Regions from separate parts of the Mus musculus genome. Here regions 2 and 3 are each linked to region 1. The links are chromatin loops, found by intact Hi-C in ENCODE. Cell type or tissue: heart. All regions are shown on one strand.

Evidence for each region. A loop is a pair of places that touch in the nucleus more often than their neighbours do. Peaks named below come from ENCODE experiments on the same cell type or tissue, not always from the same donor. Only the 100,000 strongest peaks of a DNase experiment are listed, where the experiment ranks them.
Region 2: a loop joins it to region 1, with 2.2 times the contacts of the local background. A loop is called at or near these places in 3 of 42 quality-filtered maps.
Region 3: it touches region 1 in a loop (4-fold over the local background); 2 of 42 quality-filtered maps call a loop at or near these places.

Annotation. Positions count from the first base shown.
Region 1 is chr9:7,995,508-8,003,507 of GRCm38, forward strand. Yap1 (yes-associated protein 1) reads right to left here. Exons shown (of 9, transcript NM_001171147.1): 2 at 5,950-6,200. Among named protein-coding and RNA genes, the nearest start is that of Yap1, 5.1 kb to the right of the region's middle. In heart, a CTCF peak has its summit at 3,949 (motif pointing left); a DNase peak (open chromatin) is centred at 6,074; H3K4me3 peaks cover 1,726 bases; H3K27ac peaks cover 1,511 bases.
Region 2 is chr9:7,910,451-7,918,450 of GRCm38, forward strand. No RefSeq gene overlaps it. Among named protein-coding and RNA genes, the nearest start is that of Birc3, 41 kb to the left of the region's middle. In heart, a CTCF peak has its summit at 4,116; a DNase peak (open chromatin) is centred at 4,271; H3K4me3 peaks cover 1,069 bases; H3K27ac peaks cover 1,092 bases.
Region 3 is chr9:7,180,441-7,188,440 of GRCm38, forward strand. Dcun1d5 (DCN1, defective in cullin neddylation 1, domain containing 5 (S. cerevisiae)) reads left to right here and starts at 4,065. Exons shown (of 8, transcript NM_029775.3): 1 at 4,065-4,442; 2 at 6,328-6,419. The coding sequence starts at 4,357. In heart, a CTCF peak has its summit at 4,185; a DNase peak (open chromatin) is centred at 4,061; H3K4me3 peaks cover 2,630 bases; H3K27ac peaks cover 1,835 bases.

The DNA.
Region 1 (8,000 bases):
GACAGCCAGGGCTACACAGAGAAACCCTATCTCAAAAAACAAAACAAAACAAAAAAACCTATGGGAAACAAATATCTTCAAAGTACTCTCACCAGGAGGCCCAGAAGTGCTTGTTCTCAGCCATGCCTTTTGCTCAGCCCTCTGCCTCTTCCCAGGAGCGTTATCTCGGTTACTAAAAGCAATATACTTTGAATTTACCACAAGGTCCACCCATCTAGGTTCCCATGTGGTAAAGGAAGAGAACTAATTTACAAATGCTCTGATCTCCGTATACAATACACCATGACAAGAATATACATTTACATGCACGGACTCACGCCTGTCCGTTTCATGAAGGAGAAAGGGAAGTGAGGGCAGTGCCATGAATGCAAAAAAAATGACTACTATTTTTTTTTCTTTACAAAAAGCCCATCTTCTCTTGCCCCACCTCTTTGACAGCTGCCCATGCTCTCTTCAAAGGCAGCTCCATATTCCAGTCACAAGAGCCTACAGAAGTCGAGTCTGTCAAAACAACACTCTAAAAATGCACTCAACTAGACATGGTGACACCCACTGGTAACCAGTGACGGGAGGATTAACAGGAGTTCAAGGTCATCATGGGATGCTTGGACAGTAAAGGAGGTTACCCTGGGCACTCACAAGATCTTAACCTCAAACAAACATATAACTTAGAGTCTAACACAAAGAAAAACCAGAGCTAACCTCTACCCCAGAGCCTTAAGGCAGAAAACCACGTGAGTAGATCAGAACCATTAAGGGTCTAATTTACATTCTTTCTCTAACTGCAATTAAAAATATTCCTTTACATTACTAAAGAGCTGATTTCAGGGTTTCAGAAAGGTTTTGTTTTACATTGTTTTAAAGTGTCAACTACTGCTAGTGTGGGTGGTCCATACCTTTAATCTCAGTAACTGGAAAAGGCAGAGGTATTGGCCTGAGTTTGAAGCCAGCCTGGTCTACAGAGTGAATTCTAGGAGAGCCAGAGCCACATAATTAGACTCTGGCTTAAACATCCCCTAACACACACACACACACACACACACACAGACTCTGGCTTAAACATCCCCTAACACACACACACACACACACACACACACACACTGACTCTGGCTTAAACATCCCCTAACACACACACACACACACACACATACACACGCACGCACGCACGCACGAATTAAGAAAAAGTGTCAACTACTAAAACACTACTCATTAGGCAGGGATGGTTTGTGTTGGTACGCAGCTAAGCTAAATGCTGAGCAACTCGCAAAAAATCTGAGAAAATAACCCTTTGAAATGATGGAATGAGATACTCTAGTTAATAACTTGTACATACTTTTAAAAAAGCCATTCAAAACCTTAATCCATTTAATTTATCCTTTCTATCTTACCTATTTTTTTTTGAGCAGAGTGAATTTTTTTTTTTTTAAGACAGGGTCTCTTCATGCAGCCTGGCCCCAAACTCAGACATCCACCTGTTTCCCTGTTTCTACTGGGTACGCTACGGTAGCTGGTTCCTAGCTTTTTTTTCCAAAATTGACCATTACTCTGTATTGGTGAGAGATGAGAGACAGTGAGAGACACTAAAAATGTGGCCCTGTGGAGATCAGTCAACTCTGGGGAGATGTTTCTCCTCCTACCTTGGATCTAGAAATTGAAGTCAGATCATTAGTTTGCTGAACATGGATTTTATCCGCCAAACCATCTCACTGCCTTTATCTGCACCTCCCACCACATTCTGCCCTAGGTGGCCTGGAAAGCTTGAGCAATCTCGGGCCTTATGCTTGCTGTAGCAGAACTATATATTCCCATCCTCTACAATACTGTACAACTTTCAACAAAACACAGCCCTAAGAACTTTGAATCTCAAAGACTATAAACACTAGAACTGGTTCTATTCAGAAAATCTCTCACACACACACACACACACACACACACACATCTTTTTAAAACTATTAGAGCCGGGCATGGTGGCACACGCCTTTAATCCCAGCACTCGGGAGGCAGAGGCAGGTGGATTTCTGAGTTCGAGGCCAGCCTGATCTACAAAGTTAAGTTCCAGGACAGCCAGGGCTATAGAGAAAAACCCTGTCTCAAAAAAAAAACCAAACCAAAACAAAACAAAACAAAAAAACCAAAAAAACAAAAAAAACAACAACAACAAAAAAAACAAAACAAAAAAACCTATTAGAACATTATTAAAACATTGTATATGTACAAATGTATTAAATTACTGGATCACATCTGGCACATCAAATTCCGACGCCTCCGTGGTACACAGTTTACAATATGTTCTTTATACTGGCAATGGTTACAAGGTACCAGATTCAATAAAATAGACTGAAAAGTAGAAGCACCCCTTGTAACCAAAGATATTATAGAATGCTAATTCAGGAAGTTATTCAGCAGCTTATAAAAGAAATAGGAAGTTGTTGACCAACTACTTGAAGAACTATTTCCTACAGGAAAACCTGCAGAAGTGCTGAGCTATAAAGGGAATTGATTCTTTTAAAATCAAAACTTAAGATGAAATTAGTTTCAAACAGTAAGTCATTAAGTTCAGTGGCCAAGATGTAATATCTACAAAGACTGAGCCTTTTCAGGCACAGCATCATGTCCAGAGTCTAGGTTCCTGTCCAGAATGAAGGTGCCTGAATGATAGATCCACCCCTATCATTTCCAATATAAAGTCCAAGTCTTTAGATCTCACTGACCTAGGGTGGGTTTTAACACCAATCACAGCAATTAGACAGATGGCCGTGAAACTGGAGGATGGGCCAAGTGACTTCCAAACTCATTCATCTATAGTCACAAGGCAACAATTAGCTGTTCCCTAGTCAACAATTCTCCCAGATCTCTCAAATGACATCATCTTGCCAGCTTGGACCATTTGGGGTTAGAATTCTTCCTGCCAAGTACAAATCTCAAGAAAGGCCATACTTTGTAACTTAAAAGTTAGTTCCAATAAGTACCTGAAAAGATAAAGGGAAGGGTCACTTAGTTTTCATGGCTGGAATGAGCTCAAGTTCAGAAGGTAGTCCAGCTCTTCATCCCACAGCTGGGCAGGAGTCTCCTTCTGAAATGTTATTACAGCTACTGCTTATGCATCTCTGGGTGCACATGCGTGTGAATATGGACACATCACAGCAGTCCCTTCCTTCCATCACATGGGACTTTATAAGAACCTCAAACAAAAGTAAAGTATTCTAAAAACGAAGATAGCTACTTGGCACCAAAAGCTGTTGTCTCCTACTCAGTCAGGAAGATGTTAACATGCATCCATTCGGTGCCTAACAGCTCCTTATGGCAACTACACTTAACACCAGTGAAAGCAGCTGAAAGAGAAAAAGTTCTGCTTCACATCGATTTTCCAAACCGCATACTGTTGACAAAGCAACTACCAAGACTACACTAGACATCTAATTCTCAGAGGTCTCCACGTGATCTTTATCAGATCCAGTGACTCAGTTCACCTGCTGTCAGGTCACCCCTCAGGCCAAAGCCTTCTACTTCAGAGCACAGTGTGAAAAGGCTCTGCAGAACCAAAGGCCCATTCATTTATCACAGACTTCCACTGGCAACCTCAGAAACAGTGTTTCCTCACTTCCTGCTGTGTTTGCTTCTTCTATAGAAGTCAGAGTTTAACCTACTTTACCTTCTTTCCAGCAGCCTTGAAAAAGAGTGAGGGTTGCAGAGTGGGGAGATGGAGCCAGTATGCAGTAACTACACAAATCCATCTACAAAGCAATTACTTTTTGTGGAAAGAATCATCCAAAGTTCTTAAAAGCAAGAATCTACAATGAGGCTTACTACAGCTCCAAAAAAATGACCGCTCACTCAAATAATGAAAATGTAGGGCTGGCGAGATGGCTCAATGGGTAAGAGCACTGACTGCTGGTCCTGAGTTCAAATCCCAGCAACCACATGGTGGCTCACAACCACCTGTAATGAGATCTGATGCCCTCTTCTGGTGTGTCGGAAGACAGCTACAGTGTACTTACATATAATAAATAATAAATCTTTTAAAAAAATGCAGATGTCAACAAACAAGCAATTTTAAGAAAACACAAACGAGTAAAACCAGCATAAACGCTCTTTAGCTAAACGCTCACAGCCGCAGCCACAACTGAAGGCCTGCAGGCTATTAAGCTGTTTAAAACCTCCCCAGGTCAGCATGGGACCCAGCAGGGAGGAGTTCAGCAAGCCTTTCTTTTTCTCCCTAACAACCTGGTTTGTTTCCCCTCCCTTCCCCTTCAGGACTATCTCTCACAGCCAGCCTCTCTTCCAAGTCATTTACTTCGGAGGCTGTTTAAAGCAGGACCGGTCTGGCTCCTGTGGGTCCCTGTGGATGAGTTTACCAGGCTCGTGTGTACTTCCCAGTCTCTGGCCCTTTATTGTTCTCCTTGAAACCTGATCCTTTGACATGGGTACCAGCACATCAGGAAAGGTTTTTAAAAAAGACAAAGTTACAGGGTGCAAAATAGCAACAACAACAAAACAAACAAACAAACAAACAAACAAACAAGGGTGGAGGTGGGGTCCCTTTCCAAAATCAAGATCAAATCTCTTCCAGTCCCCCTGATATCTATCCTGAGTCTGTATCCTTACATTATAAAGTAGTAATAAGCAAAGTGGGGCATCTTGTACAAGCCTTTAAGCTCAGCACTTGGGAGGCAGAGGCAGGACAATCTGAGTTTGAGACTAACCTGGTCTACAGAGCAAGTTCCAGAGAAACCCTGCCTGGAAAACCAAAATTAAACACAAAGTATCAGCAACTCACTCAAGATAATCAACTGAAAATAGAGATCCAGTCAGGGGTGGGAGAGGCTGGAGGGAGGGGTGTCACACACGAAACAAGGTTGTCACTGGGGTCCGATCCAATAACCGCTACATTTCCCATGGATAGTCAGACAAATCTGAATCAAATGAGCGCTGTTCGTCACTGCATTATCTCAACCCAGTTAACCAATTCTAATAACAATACAATAATCTTCAGTCTGTAACAACCAGTCAGGGATACTTTGTACACTCTTAATTTAAATAAGCTCTAGAAAATTAGTTTTACTTCCAATGTCAAAAGTAGAGGGGATAAAATTTAATTTTGTCCTTTTCAGATGAATGTAATTTTGCATTTTGTTGTGGAGTGGGAGTGGGCCTTAGTAACGAGGAAGTTTTGCTTACATTTTCCCAGAGCAGACACTGCTTTTGAAGGCAAAGTGTGTCACCTCATGATTGGAGGCCAAACCTGACAACTAATGTTTTCTTCACATTTTGAGGGGAAAATCTGTTAAATGACATCAAAAATATTGCTAAAGTATTTGTTGTTTCACAATTTAAGGACTGTAACGTCATCTCTTCCCTAAGTCCCTATATTCCCTTCTCTACCAATCATTTATGCTGAAAGAATGCACAAGGTCCTGGTTTAAAGCCCCCCCCCCACCACCACCACCACACACACACACACACACACACACACACAGAAACAGATGGACACAAACATGGGGGGCACACAAAAGAGATAATAGAACACATGTCTATGCCAGGTTTGGTGGTTTGTTTTGTTTTGTTTTGTGCCAGGCTAATTAGCAAATCTGGTACAAATTCAAAATGAAATTATCTCATTTTGCCACAAAAGTCTGCAAAAAGGCTCTGAACTAAGAATAAATCAGGCTTTCAAGATATGACCAACCCTAAAGAGAGAGAGTGAGAGAGACAGAGTGTGCATATGTGTGTGTGTGTATGTGTGTGTGTGTGTGTATAGAGAGAGACACACACAGAGCGAGTGAGCTGGGGTGCAGCTCAATGATAAAGTATGCTGGTTTACCATTTATAAGGCTGAGTTCCATGTTTAGCAACAGCAAAGTAATAAATAATTGAATACTGTTTTGAAAAAGACAATAAATGAATAAAGCCACTCCCACACTGCCTCTTCCCAGCGCTGTCTTCACTTACTTTAAGAAGTATCTTTGACCAGAAGATGTCTTGGCCATCTCCCAGCCTGCTGGCAGTGGTACATCATCAGGGATCTCAAAGGAGGACTGCCGGAGATGCTGAGCTGCAGGGGCAGCGGCAGGGCCAGAGACAACGCCACTGGCTGTGAGTGTCCCAGGAGAAACGGCACCCAGCTGCAGGGAGGCTGGAGAGGAGTGAGCTCGAACATGCTGTGGAGTCAGAGCTCCCGCAGTACCTGCATCAGTACTGGCCTATCAGGAATAGCAAAATGAAAATTAACAATAGAGACAACAGCACCTACCCCTAACTTCCAAACAGTATGTCACGGCAACCAAATATCTAAGTATCAAATGTAAACTTTAATGTTTAATTTCTTACACAACAGGAACACACCAGACCAAATAGACCATTACAAAAATTTAATAGGCATTATAAATGTTATTTTACTGATGAACAGTCCATCTGGATGAATGTCTACCTCCTAGACAGTGTGAAAACAACAAATACTAGGCATAATAACTTTATTTAGTGGTAAAGAATAATGCTCATCCTACATAACTCAAAATAATCAGTACTTTTCTAAGCAGTGTGGTTACTTTTCCAGGTTCTAGAACAAAACCTGGGGAACGACTGGGCACTTTTTTCTTTGTTGTAAATGTCTAATGTTCCCCCATCTTTCACTTTTTTGACTGTAAACAAATGTGATAAGTCAGCCATTATAAATTATACAACATTTAATAAATTCAAACTCTCAGAACTGCACCAATGCTAAAAGCTCCTCAATGAAGAGAATAATAGGCTAGCCCTTTTTGTGCCTAGAGAAAGACTTTTTCAATTCAATTATAATTTGTGGATTCACACACTTATAATAGCTGGGTGAGGGACAAAAGAAAAATCTGCAAAGACCCCAATGATTCAAATTTGGGTCCAATCAGACCAGTGTTAAGACAGGGGTCAGGAATAAACTTGTGTGTAAATGAGCTTTTCCAAGCGAGAGGATATAGGGCTAGAAGACTTCTCAGGCAGGGGCCTGTGGATGATTATTTACTAACTCTGATACATACCATTCACAGTCCAATCCTTTTATTGGAATTAGGGTTTCTCAAAACGTTTTTCTAGATTTATGTTGATAAGGAAACTGAAAAGACCCAGCAGTCATTTAAAGCCCCATAGGAAAACCCCGTTTTTGAGTTTCCAGATAGATTGAATTTTAGGAAACCATTAGCGCACAGAAAAGGTAAATTTATTGACGAACAGCTCTCTTAAAACGCTTAGAGAGAATGCAAATGTACCCACGAACGGCCCAGTGGAAGCCAGTATTACAAGTACACTTTCCCGGGTTCATTCCTTCTGACTTCTAAGTGCTACAAAATGGAGCGTTCAATCTGTGTATTCCTTCAAAGTTGCCCCAGCGGTTTCTCGATTGCATGTCACATACGTTTAGTTCAGCGAGTACAGAAACTCACTTGTGGGGGAGGGAGCAAATAGTATCTAGGTCTACTGTTGTTACAAATTAAGAGTTTATTTAGCCGAGCAGCTAGATAACTTTTCCTTCCTTCTTAAGAGGCTTTTTGTAGGGAGGTTAATCGAGATTTTCGAAGCTTCAAAAACCCCGTTCTACAACAAGCCTGCCTAGGAGGGGGGGCTGGAGTGGGGGCGGCAACTCTTCTTTCCACTCAAGTTACAGCCCGAGTGGGCTAACGACATGGCAGTGTTTGGAAAACCAATTAAGTTTTGGGCAAAGTTCCTGTGCTGCTTTAGCCTAAAGCAAGTTCTTTAAAAATTAAGTAATTAAAAGCGGGGGGAGCGACACTAAAGAAATCTACCAGGACCTATCGGAATGTTAATACTTTGAAACGGTTTCACTTCTGTGCTGGATCCAGTTGGGAAAATAACCAGGCGTCGTGGATACGGATAAGCAGCCATGTTCACATCCGCAGTCAGTTAAAGAGCAATGGCGAGCTTGGAATTAGTCATTGCTTCCCAAACATTACCTTTAATCACAGTTGAGCCGGGCAGAACTCGGCCTATGAGTCAACCTGCAACGCGCT
Region 2 (8,000 bases), 85 kb before region 1:
GAGAACTGAGCCTATCCCTAGATATGATAATGCCTAGCATGGTGAGGGTAATGTGTCCTAGGCACCTATGTTGATTCCGTAACCTATGGAGTTCTCCAGGAAGGAGAGAACTCTTCTTTTGCAAATGAAAAACAGACCCTAGAAGCCTGGGGATTAAATGGCAAGAGGTGATTTATCTCTGCAATAAGTCAAGCTGTTAACCTTGCTGCCTGTGAGCGACTTTAACTTATCTCCGAAAATTAACTAAATTTAAGTCATCTTTAAAATATTGTCTTCTGCTAAATAATTACCCTCAAATTGTAGCCTATCCTCAAGCCATCTTTCTTACCTCATATAGGGGTGGCCTAGCTGTTTGATTTTGCTGTTAAGTCTTTCCTGAAGTTACATTCGGATCCAGGTGGTATCTAGTCATAGAAAAGCTTGCCAGTGATGGAAGGATTTGCTTCCAAACCATCTCATGTTTATACCTGCCATGTTGGTGCTCCAAGCTAGCAAAAGACTCCAGTCCCCTGCCACCTAGAACTCAGCATGGAACAGCTTTAAGTATCCACATAGTACAGCAACTGATCTTCCCCAAAGTGAGCAACACAAGGAGGGAGGGGCAGAACTCACATTCTCTGCCTCCTAAGATCCAGTTCTGAAATATCCTATGGGTCACATAGGTCAGCCCCGTTTAGTGTGGGAGGAAACTACAGAAAGCGTGGACACTGGAGGTGAGACTCCCTTGGAGGCCAGTCTAGGAATCTGCAACCACCTCACTCTGAAACTACTCTGTCTCCCCCCCAAGTCTGTTTCAGAGCATTCCTTAAATCTACTCAGTTCTGAGGCTGTAGAGACGGCTGGGTCAGGAGCACTTGCTGCTCTTGTGGAGGACAGGACCTTTTCTGATTCAAATCCCCACACCATGGGTACAATGTCTGGATATGGAGTTCCAGAAGGTCAAGCTTGCACACAGTTGCATGTATGTATACAATCTTTTTTTTTGGGGGGGGGGCGTGTTTTTGAGACAGGGTTTCTCTGTATAACCCTGGTTGTCCTGGAACTCACTTTGTAGACCAGGCTGGCCTCGAACTCAGAAATCTGCCTGCCTCTGCCTCCGGAGTGCTGGGAATAAAGGCATGCACCACCACGCCCGGCTGTATGTATGCAATCTTTTTTTTTTTTTTTTTTTTTTTTTTGGTTTTTTCGAGACAGGCTTTCTCTGTGTAGTCTTGGCTGTCCTGGAACTCAGAAATCCGCCTGTCTCTGCTTCCCAAGTGCTGGGATTAAAGGCGTGCGCCACCACCGCCTGGCGTATGTATGCAATCTTAACAACAATTGTTTGTCTCCCCAATTTATGTGTTTTGTTGATTCTGAATGGCATTCTGAAGTTCATATGTGATACTCAATCTCCATATGTTGAAACTGTGGGAGACAATGCTATGGTTTGAATCTGAAATGTCCCCCAAGGGATCTCACATGCTGGAATCTTGGTGCGTGATCCTGCAGTGCTCAGGGAGGTGATTTGGTTATGAGGACTCTAACTTCATCAATGGATGAATTCACTGTTAAGCTGATTAATTTGTGTCCTAATTAGAAAATAATGGAGACTTTGGAAGGTCACTGGGGCACGTACACCTTCTCAAATAACATAACCATATCTTCACAGAAAGATTTATTTAAAAGGAAATTGTGAGGTATCCATGAGCAAAACAGAGGGCTGACCTTACCCAGGGGGTGAGGAAGTGTGAACTTGCTTAGTTTGTAGACTTTCATGGTGAGAATCTAGAGGGACCGCTGGCCTTTCCTGTCTATCAAGTCTCTATCAAGACTAGCCAAGTGATTTCCAAAAGTGTGAGACAGTAGCCAACTTCTTGGTTTTCAGATGTTTGGTTCTGATCTTGCCTTTGACAACTTGGCTAAAGTTAAATTTGATTTTTGGCAACTACCCCACTGTCTTAGTTAGGGTTTTACTGCTGTGAACAGACATCGTGACCAAGGCAAGTCTTATAAAAAACAACATTTAATTGGGGTTGGCTTACAGATTCAGAGGTTCAGTCCATTACCATCAAGGTGGGAGCTTGGCAGTAACCAGGTAGGCATGGCTCAGGCAGAGCTGAGAGTTCTACATCTTCATCCAAAGACTGCTAGTGGAAGACTGACTTCCAGGCACCTAGGGTGAGGATCTTATGCCCACACCCACAGTGACACACCTACTCCAACCAGGTCACACCTATTCCAACAAGGCCACACCTCCAAATGGTGCCACTCCCTGGCCCAAGAATATACAAACCACACCCACTCTCTCTTTGAAAAAAATTCATTTCAATGCCTGGGACATCGGCTCCATAGTCAGTTAGTGTAAATGAGCTAAAAAATTGTATCACTTGTGTGTAAATTAGAGAAATTATTTTTTCTCATTCACTCTACAACAAAAGGTGCTAAAAACCCAACAAAGAGAACCAAGAAGATGGCTTAACCAGGAAAACATCATAATAGCATGAGCACATGAGTAAACAGTCAGGTTTAATGGTGTGTATCTGAAACTTCAGTGCTGGGGAGTGGGGACAGAGGCAGATCCCAGAGCTCTTTGGCCAGCTGGCCTTGCCAAATCTGAGCTTCAGGTTCCATGTACACATCTGCACTCACTGACCAATGGATTTAAATGGGAACAAAAGTATTAATTATTAGCTAATCCTGAAAACGGCTGTTTCAAAAGCAGCATGTGAGGGTGTATGGTGCATCATTGAAGTAAGAGCATCTCAACTCACCTATCATCTAACAGAATGCCCAGGAGAGGCCTAACTATGCTAGCTTGCTTAGGGCTTCTAATCCAAGCCAGCCTGCTAGTCCAGGCCTGTGGCAGCTTCCTACTGCAAAGTCTGATAACACTTCCCATGGCCTCCTAGCTTTCTGAGCCTAGGAACACGACAAGCTGAAGAGAGTGGGGGAAAAAAAGTCTACAAATGGGGTAGTTCAAGGAAGAAAGTATAAAGATTTTTGTTTATGCTAAGAACTAAGGTTTACTTTTGGATTTAACATCTTAAGGTTATAGAGGAGCCATTAAAGCCAAACTCAGTCCTCAATATAGGGGAGAACTGACCATCTCATTAGTATCTGAGAATTTAGAATTATATAGTCTTACCTCAAATTTTTCCATTTGCTTTTTGAGATGCCAGAGGAAGTCATGTGACTCTTAGGTAGTATGCTAATGACTGTTTTATTTAGTACGGGGTGGGGGCTGTGGGGGTGGGGGGAGGATATCACATTACTTTAAAAATGCCAGATTCCGGGCTATGTTTTTGTGGTTTTATAAAGTAGGTAGTAGTCTTAGTAGCTGGATCAGGCCTTGCATATCCATATGACATCTAAGCAGGGAGATCTCAAAAACCTTCCTTAAAATCAGACCCTCTAAGACCCTCAGAGACCTCTTTCTGCTTCAGAATAACAATCCACAGTAAACGGTATTTACCATGCTTGTTTGCAAGGAGACCCAAACACACACACACACACACACACACACACACACACACACACACACACGCGCGCGCGCGCGCGCGCGCGCGCGATTCAGGCAAGTGGGTGGTTCCTGTTTGCATTCCCAGCATTTGAATTGGGATTGTCATGACTCTGATACAATGTGAATTGTCTTAATGAAATGAAACAAGATAAAGCTCTATGGCCCACATGCTATTATTTAGGTAGGTCTTTGTTCACAATCAGGCCTTTTCCAACTTCATTGTCTTCTTGATTCTTCATGGAAGGGCTTCTGTGTCAATTTGAGAACGGATTAGGCACAGGTTGGGGCGCGGCCAGAGTTCCCGCACCCTCCCATCAGTCCTGCCAGTTGCTTCCTCTAGGTGTACTTGTCTGACTCCTTACTGGACAGTAAGCCTGTGTAGTTTTCTGGCTGTTCGATCCGCAATTTTGGAAACAAGTGGATCCTTTGAGCCAATTGTTGATTCTGGAAGTATGTGGAAAAAAATAAACTAGCACTAATAAGTACCTGGCAGGGCTATGCATAAAGACAAACTAGATTATTTTTTCAGTCATCAAACAGCTGCACAAGGTAAGGATCAAATTAACCTCATTCTATGCGCAAGGGACACAAAAGCGGAATTACAGAAGTCTCAGGTCATTACTATGCCCTTCCCATAGCCAGGAGGAGCTCTACCGAGCTGGCCAGACGACTGGGCTGCTGAGGCCCTGCGCATGCGTAGTGCACAGGATTCCCCACCCCCCCTTCCCCCGGCACTTCAGGATGCCCCGCCCATACAGAACAGGGCCGCAGAGCAGAGCCTCCCGCAGGAAGGATTGACACAGAAGTCTTGCCCAGGCATACGGGAAATGCTATGAGAAACCAGGAAACTAGTCACAGTAGCCAGGAGGCATGGCAAAAAGTCACCCATAAATCTGAGCATGACTGTTTCCTCTCTATAGATGCCAAGCTGACAGACCTAGGTGCTGGAAGTGACTTCTCACTTATGGCAGAGGATGACTGTAAAACTCTAACCTTCCAGGGCAAGTTTTTTTTTTTTTTTTTTTTCCCTAGAATATTCACATGAGGTTTATTGAGAGAAAGAAGGGCAAGGTGGCAGTAGAAAGAGAGGAGGGGGGAGAGAGATCAAGGGAACATTTCTTTATAAATGGATGGTGAAATAGTCACAGGTAAAGGTGGGAGGTGAGGCAAGTGAATTCTGGGAATATGGTGGCTGTTGCCTTGACAACAGGTGTGTGGGTTGCGCCTATGCGATGTCACGGGTTTCGGAGGTCCTTAGAACAACATACCTCCTTTTTATTATTATAAAGAGAAGGCCGGGCAGGAAAAACCAAAAAGAAAAAAAAGATAAAGAGAAGAAAAGAAAGGGGGGGGGATGAGGGCGTCGCGTCTCTTAAGCTGCTTCCTGATGTCTAGGGGCGTCGTCAATTTTGGGGTGTAGCTGACTTTCACCATCGGGATCCACTTGGTAAACATTCACATCAGGTTCCTCTGTGGACAGAGTATCTTCTGTAGGCAGCAGCTGGTAATCCTGTAATAAGAGCTGATTAATAGTTTGATTAGAATTTTTTTGTATTTGTTGTTGGAGGAATGTAGAAACAAGATTAATGAGGCAGGGAGTGGATAAAAACACCAGGAGGATGACTAGAAAAGGCATTACAAAAGGAAGGATCCACTCCCATAGACGGTTTTTTAAAATCCCAGAACTGGAGGTCTCAGGTTGCCTTAAGTTTTTTGTTTTTGTTTTTTGATTTTTTTTTTTTTGAGATTTATTTATTTAGTTTATGTGAGTACACCGTAGCTGTTTTCAGACACACCACAAGAGGGCATCTGATCCCATTACAGATGGTTGTGAGCCACCATGTGGTTGCTGGGAATTGAACTCAGGACCTCTGGAAGAGCAGTCAGTGCTCTTAACTTCTGAGCCATCTCTCCAGCCCTCCCTGAAGTTCTTTATCTCTGTCTCCTGGATTTTCTCACTGTCTCGGATTGGTTGATATAGAAACAGCATTCTTCAAGGAGGAACAGGCAAAGTCCATCTTCTTTAGCTATCAGGACCTCTAGCCCCCATTGGTTCTGAAGCACCATGGCTGCTAAAGAATCCATCTGTTTCTGGATAGTGAGCACAGTTGCAGTCATTTCTTTAAGATTGTTTTCAAACTGGGAAGTGAATGTATTACATTGGGTCATCGAAGTCGTTATCCCTGCAGTTCCAGTACCAAAACCTATGGCTATTCCCATAGCGACCAAGAGTGGCACGACCTGAACTGCCCTCTTATGCTGGGCAGCTATCAGATCTACAGCTGGGATTGGCAGAGGTTCGTTTCCCTGGATTACTCCTAGTTCAGGGAAAAGGAGTACCAACGTGCAAACTCCTGACCAGCTGGAGGGTAGGCATTCTATGAGGGTGTGGTAAGGTATGGGGGAAGGGGACGTCTCAGTGGGCCCATGCTGAGGCATCCCTGCCCTGAGCGACCATGTACACGATGGTACAGTATAGAGTTTATTTAGGGCATGGGGAGGGGAGTTAGGAGAGTAGTAGAGGCAGAGAAAGGCAGAGAGAGGGAGTAGAGAAGTAGAGGCCAGCTATGACCACGTGGAAAGAGGGGAGAAGTGAATGGGGACAGAGGGGGACCAAGAGAGCAAGAGGCAAGAGAAACGCAAGAGTAAGAGAGAGACGAGGGGACAAGAAGCCCCTTTTATAGTGGGCCAGGCCTACCTGGCTCTTGCCAGGTTACTGTAGGGGTGGAGTCCAGACAGAATACCAACAGCAATTCCATGGGATTTGACCCCCGCAGGCACCTGGCATACATGTGGTATACTCTTATACACAGGTGAAACTTTTTGATTATGAATGAAAGCATTATATTAACATATATTAGCAATGGGCCTCTTGGGCTCTTGATTTTAGTTGAGCCTAACTGACCTTAAAATAGATTGTATCAGGAGAAATGCAACACTCCCTCACATAGAGCTCACTTATCTCTTGTCTACGCTAGACGGAGGCTTCTTGAACTTTCCTGCCTCCGACCCCACATGACTGTGAGATTGTACCAAACCCAGGCATATGGTATATAGACTAAGTATGCAAACCAAACATTTGCCATAATAAATCATAAAGATATTTACTTCCAGCAATGCTGTGGTGTACATAGACTTTTGCTGCTAATTAAAGATGAAACAAGTAAGCATCCTTATAATGTGTTCGCTTATTTTTTCATGAAGAATTGAATCCAAGCTGAGTATTTCCTACTCTACCTATAGAACACAATCAACATTTCTCTTAAGTTGACCCATATTTTAATTTTGTAGTTGTTAATCCTGAGAATGCTATTTTGCATCAATACATAGTACAAAATGATAACAGTAAGTTTGGGTCTATTTCAGAAATTGTTGGAAAATATGTCCTAGTCTCAAACAACAACTTATTGAATAGTTTTAAGAAACTCAAGTCAGCAGCTCAAAAAGAAGCTTTTAAGATCAAATATTCAAACACTACAAAAGCTAAAGACATATTAATAAGATGATTACATTCTGAGAAATGATGGTAGAAAAATATCCAAAGCCTTTACATTCTGTAAGAAACTATAATGCTTCTAATAAAGCAGATAACTTTGTATGCACAGTAGAAATACTGCAATTCAACTCATAGCCTGTGGTCATTGCCAGTCTCAGTCTTCGTGCTTCAAGCCAATCACTGGCATTGAGGGGTGTGACTGCCTTGCACAGTGCAAAGTGTGCAGCTTGCACACTTGTGCAAACACTACCACAGATGCTACACAGGTGAACTCTGTCAGAAACACCTTGGGTTCCTTATATGGCTCATCTTGAATCTTTGGACAAAGAGTGTTCAGACACCTTTCATTGCTGGAGACTTTTGGGTGCCCCTCACATTCAGTTACGCAGTGAGCCGGCGTGTTAAGGAGCTGCATTTCTTTGACGATCTGTTTCCTGGGTGGAGACAGTCACTTCCTGAGTCAGCCAGGTGTGTGAAGAAGCTTTGGGGTGCAGTAGCTGATAGCAAGGAAACCCTCTTCCCTTATGGGGGTCATCTCATCTTGTGGACCACAGAGAATAACTCTAGAATGCACCAGAGAAGTCTCAGCTTGAGAACAAGGAGGTTGCACTTTCTTTGTCTGGTTTCCAGCTAGAGCATCTTACTTCTACCATGCCTTCCCTCACTTCTTCCACATATATGTAAATATAACTGATTCAGAAAATAATCTGGTTTAAGTGTTTAGATTCAATACAGAGATCTGTATTAATCATATGTCTATAATCTTACTAGGGGGAGATTGAAGAGGGTATGAAACTGCACCTCAACCTGGGCTATCAAGCAGGGCCCTATGTCAACAAGAAACAAAAACAGGAGGAAGAGGGAGCTGAAGAAGAGGCTCAAGGTTAAGAGACCTTGGTGTTCCTGCAGAGCACCGTGGTTCAGTTCACAGCACTCAAACCATGGATCATAATTGTCTGGAACTCCAGTTTCAGAGGTTCCAACGGCCACTTCTGTCCTCCTTGG
Region 3 (8,000 bases), 820 kb before region 1:
TAAAGTGCCAAAGCTTCATTATACTCTAGCAAATAAAAAGGTTCACAAAGTGGTTATTTTGGGTCTTTATTTCTAAATCCATTTTTATTTATGCATAATTACCATTGAATAACATGCAACCAAAGTAGAGCATTCTGCTTCATAGCCTAGCATCTTTTTTGTGGAGGTTGGGGGGGGGGGGATTATGTGATAAAATAACTGTCTGACATCACACCCTACTGCTATGAAAATTGAACATCAAGATAGTTTCCCTATCAACTTACTCATTCAAGTAGCTAAGAATAAATTTAAAGGAAAAGAGGCTATGTTTCCGTGCTCACTTCTCAGCCATCAGCTTGGCATCTTTCATTACTGAAATGCTTAATCTAGTCAGAAATCTGAGATTTTATAACATTAGGAAATACGTTCACTGAACCTACTGCAATGCAGTTATCATTCCTGTAAGCAATCTGGCTCTGCTCCTCTTGGTTTCATACTGAATGTTCTGAGTCAATGGTTAACTGATGTGCAAGCCCTAACTTTCTAACCAAAGCCTCAAATTCAGAATTTTAGGAGCTATAATCTTTCCAAAAATATGTAATTCTTACCACTCTTTCTTCTTGTACTTCACTGTTTTATAAATTTCATTTTTTCTAATGTTCACAGGAACTTTAAAAATGACATTAGATTTTTTTTAATGGCCATTGAGATAGCTCAGCAGATAAAGGTGCCACCAAAACTGCCAAACTGAGTTCAATTCCTAGAACACACATAGTAGGAAAGTTAGAAAGAACCAACTCCCCCACACTACCTTCTGATCTCCACATATATGCCATGGCAGACAAATAAATAATGTATACGTTTTTAAATGAAATAAAATTTATGTTTTTAGGAAAACTAAAATGATTAAAATTGTCATTCCCAAACCATTTCTCTGATTATTCCTGCATTATATTAGTATAGTTCATTCATAGAATTTGTGAGCCAATATGTGTTTGGTGGTAATAGTGGCAGTGGTTGTAGTAAATAGTCTCCTGTTTTGTTTTGTTGATTTTTAAGACAGTCTAATGGGTAACTTTTCTGGAAGAGATGTGAACAACAATCCATAAACCCAAATAAAGCACTGATTAACAGACTGAAGAACCAACTCCATCTTGGTGAACCAATAGTGGATGACAGGTCACTTGCAGGAACAAAGGTTACTCAATGGCATTGTTGATGGCTTCCATAAGCTGCATCCCTGGAGCTCCTGAACAACTTGCACACAGCCCCTGGAAGTCTTCTGATTACCTGCCTTGTAAGTTTCTCGTTAGCTTTCCTCCTCCCTCCTTGAAAGAAAAAACAAACAAACAAAAAAAAAAACCAAAAAACCCACAGCAACACAACATGGTCTCCCAAAGTATCATTGGCTGGCTTTAAGCTTCAGTCTCCCTTCTTCACTTCCCAAGAACTGGGATGACAGACTCCACAGCTGTTTTAGAAGCCATTGAGAGGAAAGGGTGAGAAATTGTAGACTTGTGAGAAACTACAACTGAACTTGGAAATTTCCATCTGGCACATTGTCAGTTTAAGAAGCAAACAGTTATTATGTAGTTCTTTCCTCTGAATTGAAACACTTCCTCCTCTGAGGAAGAGTGAGAGTTACAAGCCCCAGGAAGCCCAGGAAATTTACCACTCACAAGCCTCTCCCAGGCTACATAGGGAACCCGACGCTGCTGGGGTGAGGTGGCTCTTGCCTACAAGGAAAGCAGCTGTGGAACAGTCCTTTCGGTCACCTATGTTCTATAAGTGACTTCAATAAACCCTTTGGCTCATTAAGCTAGACTTGGGTGGAACTGTGTCTTTGATCTGTCATTGGTGTCCAACCTGGGGTGAATGAAGTCATATACCACCACTCCTGAGTTTTTTCCTTATTGTCCCTTTAAATCTGTTCTATGAACACATTTTTCTCAACACCTTGAGCAAAATTCAGTAAAATATCATATTGCAGCAGTGCTGCTCTCTGCTTGGTTCTATATAATACATTTCTTTACTAGGGACTTCAGGTAGTCTCAGGACTTGAACAGGAATGATATATCAATTCAGGAAAGAACCTTTAACCACTAGCACAGGATTCACTGTTATCATTTCATAGGTATCATTGTGATGATGACACTCAATGTCAGTCTGCCCCACAGAAATCCAGTCACAAGGCCAATACAATGGCTGTGGTCCAGTACACTGCTATAGGATGAGTAGAACAAGGAGCAGGTGTTACCTAGTGTGTATCTCTGTATTGCTCTTCAATATTAGTTCCTGAGTGCTGTCTTGAAATGTCAAAAACAAAGTCCTGATTTGACAACTAATTCTCTGGGTTTATGGTTATGGAAATAACTCATAAAATTTTGACTTACAGTGTTTGAAAAAACAACAGTAACTTTTGGAAAGGAAAACAAATGGATTCAGTACAACAATCACATGGGCAACCCATAAATTCTTTTGTGCCTCCAGTGCTTGCTTATTTTTGACAAGTGTAGAAAAGTCCTATTTTTAAAGCTGTAAGGAAAAATATAAACTATACTGAATATGAATATATATATATATATATATATATATATATATATATACTTAGCACATCTCTGGGACTATTTTTGGCTACATTAATTCAGATATAACTATTTTAAAAGTTCTGTTTTCCATTTCTTCATTCTACAATCCTTAAACCTAAGAAATATGCAAATCATCAAACTGTCAAATGAATAGACCTGTTTCAGCCTTGTGTGCTTAATCTGTTTATGTTGTGCCACTCTACTAACAGACGGCTAAAATGCATTTTTAAGATTTTTCTTCATAAAGTTGATGAGTACCTTAGGATCTAAACCAGAATACCCTTTTGTTTTAATACTACTTCCTTTCCTTTCCTTCTTGTGACTTAGTCAAAGAAAATTAGACCACATAACAAAGAACTCAGCACCCTCATAGCTTCTCATTATTTACTATATAGAAAATCAAGAACTATCACGAGCAGCAGAAAAAATTAAATCACATAACTAGGTGCTTTTCTGTACACAGACATAATGTCCCTTCCCAAGTCTCACAACCTGAGTTCCACCTCAAGAGTGACAAGATTGATGGAGAAAATGAACTTTCAAGTTGTCATCCCAGCACTGGCACACAAGTGCCCCCACAATAAATACATATATAAAACAAACAAACAAAAAAAAAACCCTTCATCTTTCAGTTGTCTACTTCCTGTAGGGAGTTCTGTTTTAGAGCTTACATTTTATAATTTTCATGTAAAAACAATGTTTCGTGCATTGTTTATAATAGAGTCGAATGGGTTATAGGTTTGAACATTATGTTCACTGTTAAAAAAACATTAACTATATGCACCAAACATTGAAGTGTCCTCTCTCAGGAAACTTGTGAATTCCAGGGCATATTATGTATCCAGGACTCATTACAACAACCGGTTTTTTTCTTTCTCCTTGACTAGATTAGGGTCCCACGATGCAGTCACAGAACCACAGGGATAGAATTTAAAGAAACAGTCTTCTGTCACAGTTGGGTTACAAACATGGACTTCATTCACTAAGAATCTTCTATGAGATAATTTTACCTAGCAAACCTTTCTTATAAGCAGTATTTCCATTAGAAGTGACGTGATTACTGTTTCTTGAGAGCAGCCCATTAGAACAGTTCCCCAAATCCTCTGTAATAAGTCAGTCCGTTTCCCAGTCTCTTATCCAAGAGGAGAGTTCCTCAGAAGTAAAACATGGAGGCGTTGCCTCAGCACAGGAGGAAGCCATAAACTGACCCTGAGCATGAGGGAGAAAAGGACAAGGAGCGCGAGAAGTTGATCTCAGGCCCACCAAGAACACCCGAAAAAACTGGAGCGGTTGCACGTCAGGAGTGGGCACACTCACGCATGGCTCCTCACCAGATTACTTCGCTCGCCAGCTGTGGAGCGTTTATGATTTCTAGAAAGGACTTCCCGCTGGAAACCCGCCAGAAAATCTCCGGAGATTCAGGCTCCACCTGCAGAGACAAAAAATCCCAAAGTAGAGAGACCGCTCCAGGCCCTGCGAGCTTCCTTTCTACGTCACTTCCGGTCCAGAGCCATCCGCTTCCGGGTCAGGCTAAGCCGCCTGCTCTTCGCTGCTACTGTAGGTGCCGCGCTGTCGGCGTTCGCTGCTCCTGGAAAAGCCCGAGCCGCGACACCGCCGGCCTTAGCGCTGCGCTGCCCGGAACCGCCCCTAAAGAGGAGACCCGGGGCGGGGTCGCGCCTCGGGCCTCCGCTGCGGTCCCCGGCAGGCGGGAGCCGGCGCTGCGGGGCCTGCGGCGGAGCGCGATACCCCTCCCCGGCCGCCCTGTCTACCTTGCCGGGGAAGGCGGAAGATGCCAGTGAAGAAGAAGAGAAAAGCTCCCGGAGTGGCAGCGGCGGTCGCGGAAGACGCGGGCCTCAAAAAGTGTAAAATCCCCAGGTACTGCCTGTCCCCACCCCGCTGGCTCTCTCCTTCCCCCGGGGCCGGACAGGCCGCTAGCCGGGAGGAGAGGGGCGAGCCCTCTCAGGCGAGGCGGTCGGTGAGGCGCCCAGTCTCCGCTCCGCGCGGGACCGAACCGCGTGTTCGCCTGTACGTGCTCTCTGTCGTACTTGGACAAGCTCTGAGATTCGTCCCACTTTGTTGTCTGCGTGCCCAGAGGGTAGGAAACAGACGACCGTACGTATGCATTCTCCATCAAATTTCCCAACCGAGAAGTGAGCGCGGATCTGCCAAGATTCACGGCGTCCTTGTGTCACACTAAATCGAGCAGAATTGGCTTGGTCCCCACATTGTTAAATGTCAGAGTGTGAAAAAAGGAGCAGAGCTTGAAGAGTTTTGACAGCTGCCTTGGGAATGATGGAAAGAAAGCCTTTGCTATAATTGGTCTCCCGAGTTAGCATTTAAAGTGGCCTAACCTGGACGATCCCAGCAGGAGGCCTTTTAAATCGCTGGAGCCTAGGCTTCTGGACGCACCAATGCCTCCACTTCACCTGTACCAGTTCCGTACACTTAATTGGAAAAGGCCCTTGTGGTTTTTGTTTTCTGGCATTAAGACGCTGGTAGCTCTCAACCTCCTTTTAGGCGTTAGCAAGCTATTGTGCTCCATGTTCTCTTAGGGGAAAAGAAAACAAAGCAGAACTGTAAGTTAGAGCCCTTTACTCGCTTTGTGGCATATACTCAATCATCACAGATTCATTCCTCAGAAAGTCATTGCGATTTAGCTTTGAGAAGTGGGCTTCTTCCCATACACTTTGAGTTGTTTTTGTATTAATGGTCGACACTTAAAGTGACAAATACTACCATTACAACAAGACAGCCTGGAACAACAATATCAACTAATCAGTACCCCCAGAACCTATGTCTCTAACTGCATAGGTAGCAGAAGATGGCGTAGTTGGCCATCACTGGAAAGAGAGGCCCTTTGGTCTAACAAACTTTATATGCCTTAGTACAGGTAAAGCCAGGGCCAAGAAGTGGGAGTGTGTGGGTTGGGGAGCAGGCCTGGGGGGGGGGGGGTATAGGGGACTTTTGGGATAGCATTTGAAATGTAAATGAAGAAAATATCTAATTAAAAAAAAAAGACAGGCTGCACTAGACAAAGGAGATTTCCCTTTAAGGAGAGATGCAGTGAAGAATGGACTGCTTAAACTATGAAGGTGACTTGCTTCATCCTAATCTTTTTTGTAATTGATTGCTTTGTTCTTCTCCCCTTGTTGTGTTTTAGCAAAAGAGTCTAGGTAATATTTTTTGGGTGATGTATAAAATAGAGTTTTCATTATGCCCTTTGGCATACATTTTTCTTAACTGTATTAGCTCTTGGAGAATCATATCTAAGATATTTAAATTAAGTCAGTTAAAACAGCTGGCTGAGCAGTATCATTTGACTTCAGGTGATTCAGCCTAAATTATAACAGGGATTTTAATCCACATCAGTAGCAGAATGGAAGTAAGGCTTCAGGCCTTCCATAAGGTATGTAACTTAGTGGTAGAGAGCAAGCCCAGCATGAGCAGTCTAGGGAGAGCTGTCTAGCCTAGTCTTGGGTTGAGACTTAGAATGTACTTCTTTATTATCTTGAAATCTAAGGAAATAATTTTAGTTTCTAGTTATGGAATCCTGTAGCAAGCAAAGAAGCATTTAGATTTCATTGGTTAGAAATTCTTACACATAGAGTACAGGTCCTTATTGCTAATACATAGCTCCTTTCCTCATAATGCTAACTTAAAAACCATTTGTCTCATTTACATGGAAGCAATTCTTGTTGAAGCTACTTTATCACTAAGCGTTGAGTCGTAGTAAGTCTTAGGCATTTGTGTGTTTTCTAAGCTATTGCAGATCCCAGCCTCCTGCTAGACTCATCAGTGGAGAGGAAGATTTTTCAAGAAAGAAGTGCCTGGCTTGGTTTTATGAGTATGCAGGTAATGAAATTCATGGAGCAAGATACCAGTCATGCCCATTTAAAAGCTGTGTTTTATTATTGCTGACCTGTTATGTGTACTGGGATTAGTGTCAAGGCTAAAGGCTTAGAATTTAGTGCCATGAACATGTCTGACAACTTTTTTCTCTCTTACCTGCTTTCCTACTTTTATTTTTTTTCTTCTTTTATCATTATTATTCTCAAAAGTATTTGCTTAAAGCTAAAACACGTAGTAATAGTCGTCTTATATTTGTACTAGCCATGTTATAGTTTTAAGTGGTGCCATCTTGTCAAGTTTCAGCTAACTGTACGGAAGGCTAGACTAGGATGTAAAGGGGGCAACAACTTTGCTATTGGGATCAGCAGAGTGATCTTTCTAGATCAGGGGAAATAAATGCTATTACTGGTATCCCAAGACAACCACTAACCCAAATTAAATGTAGAGAATTCTTTTTTTTTTTCTGACCTCTATTTAAAATGTTGACCCATTATTAAAAATGACAGTTTTTCATATACATTATATCGAATCAAGAGGTTTTCATCTTATTTCACTTTATAAATGTTACTAGATACCATAAAGATAGTCATTTTGTATGTGTGTGTGTATATATATATATCTTTTCCCCTTGAATGCTTGATTGTATTAGCTCTTATTAGAACTTCTCTGGATATTTTAAGATTGAGTTAAATATTTATTTTCTACTCTTAACATTTTTAACAGTAAAGGTAATAATTGCTATCATTGTTCCATGGATTGTGATAAGTATATCATTTTCCCTGTAACCATCTGTCAAGAGATGTTATCCTCATTTTATGAGTGAAAACTGAAGCTTAGATTAACATGCTAGAAATGATACATTGACTATACAAATGTTAACTGATTGTCACTTCTACTGAAAGTACACTTGAGGTTATCTTCTGTCATTTAGTGAGTCATTTGGTGAATATTTATGGAACACTTTTGTGTGACTCCAACACTGTTCTAATACTTGGGACATAATAATAACAAAAATCAGAGCATGATCCCTGACTTCAGATGTGGTTCCTGTGGAGACCACTGTAAACAGCATGTGTATAGGCAAGGAAATTATAGCTTGTGAAGGCTCATATGGGTAATATGTGGAAGTACTAGAAATTTAGACACAGGAAGTGTCTTTTGGACAATGTTGGAATTTGAATATTTTTTCAAGACATTTTTGTAGTGATAAATTTATGTCATATTTCATATCGTGACATTTGTTTTAGGTGATTTCTAAGCAGTGAGTAGGTGATTTAAAAGCAGTACAATTACTCTATTTTTGGAATCTGATAGCAAATGTTTAGGAATTGCACTGACTTTTAGTGATCTGGTTTAAAGAAAAACAATACATCAACCTTCATGTGCTTATAGCATTAATTGTCAGAAACTTTATTCAGTAGGTTTTTGGTTTTGTTAATGAGTAAGTTCATGTTGGTTCAGTTTTTGTTCTTTTTGCAAACTACTGAATTATACCAGTGGAATAGGTTTTTTGTAATCCTTTTTAAAATATTTCCTTAATACAATGGCTGTGGTAGCTCACACTTTTAATCCCAGCACTCAAAA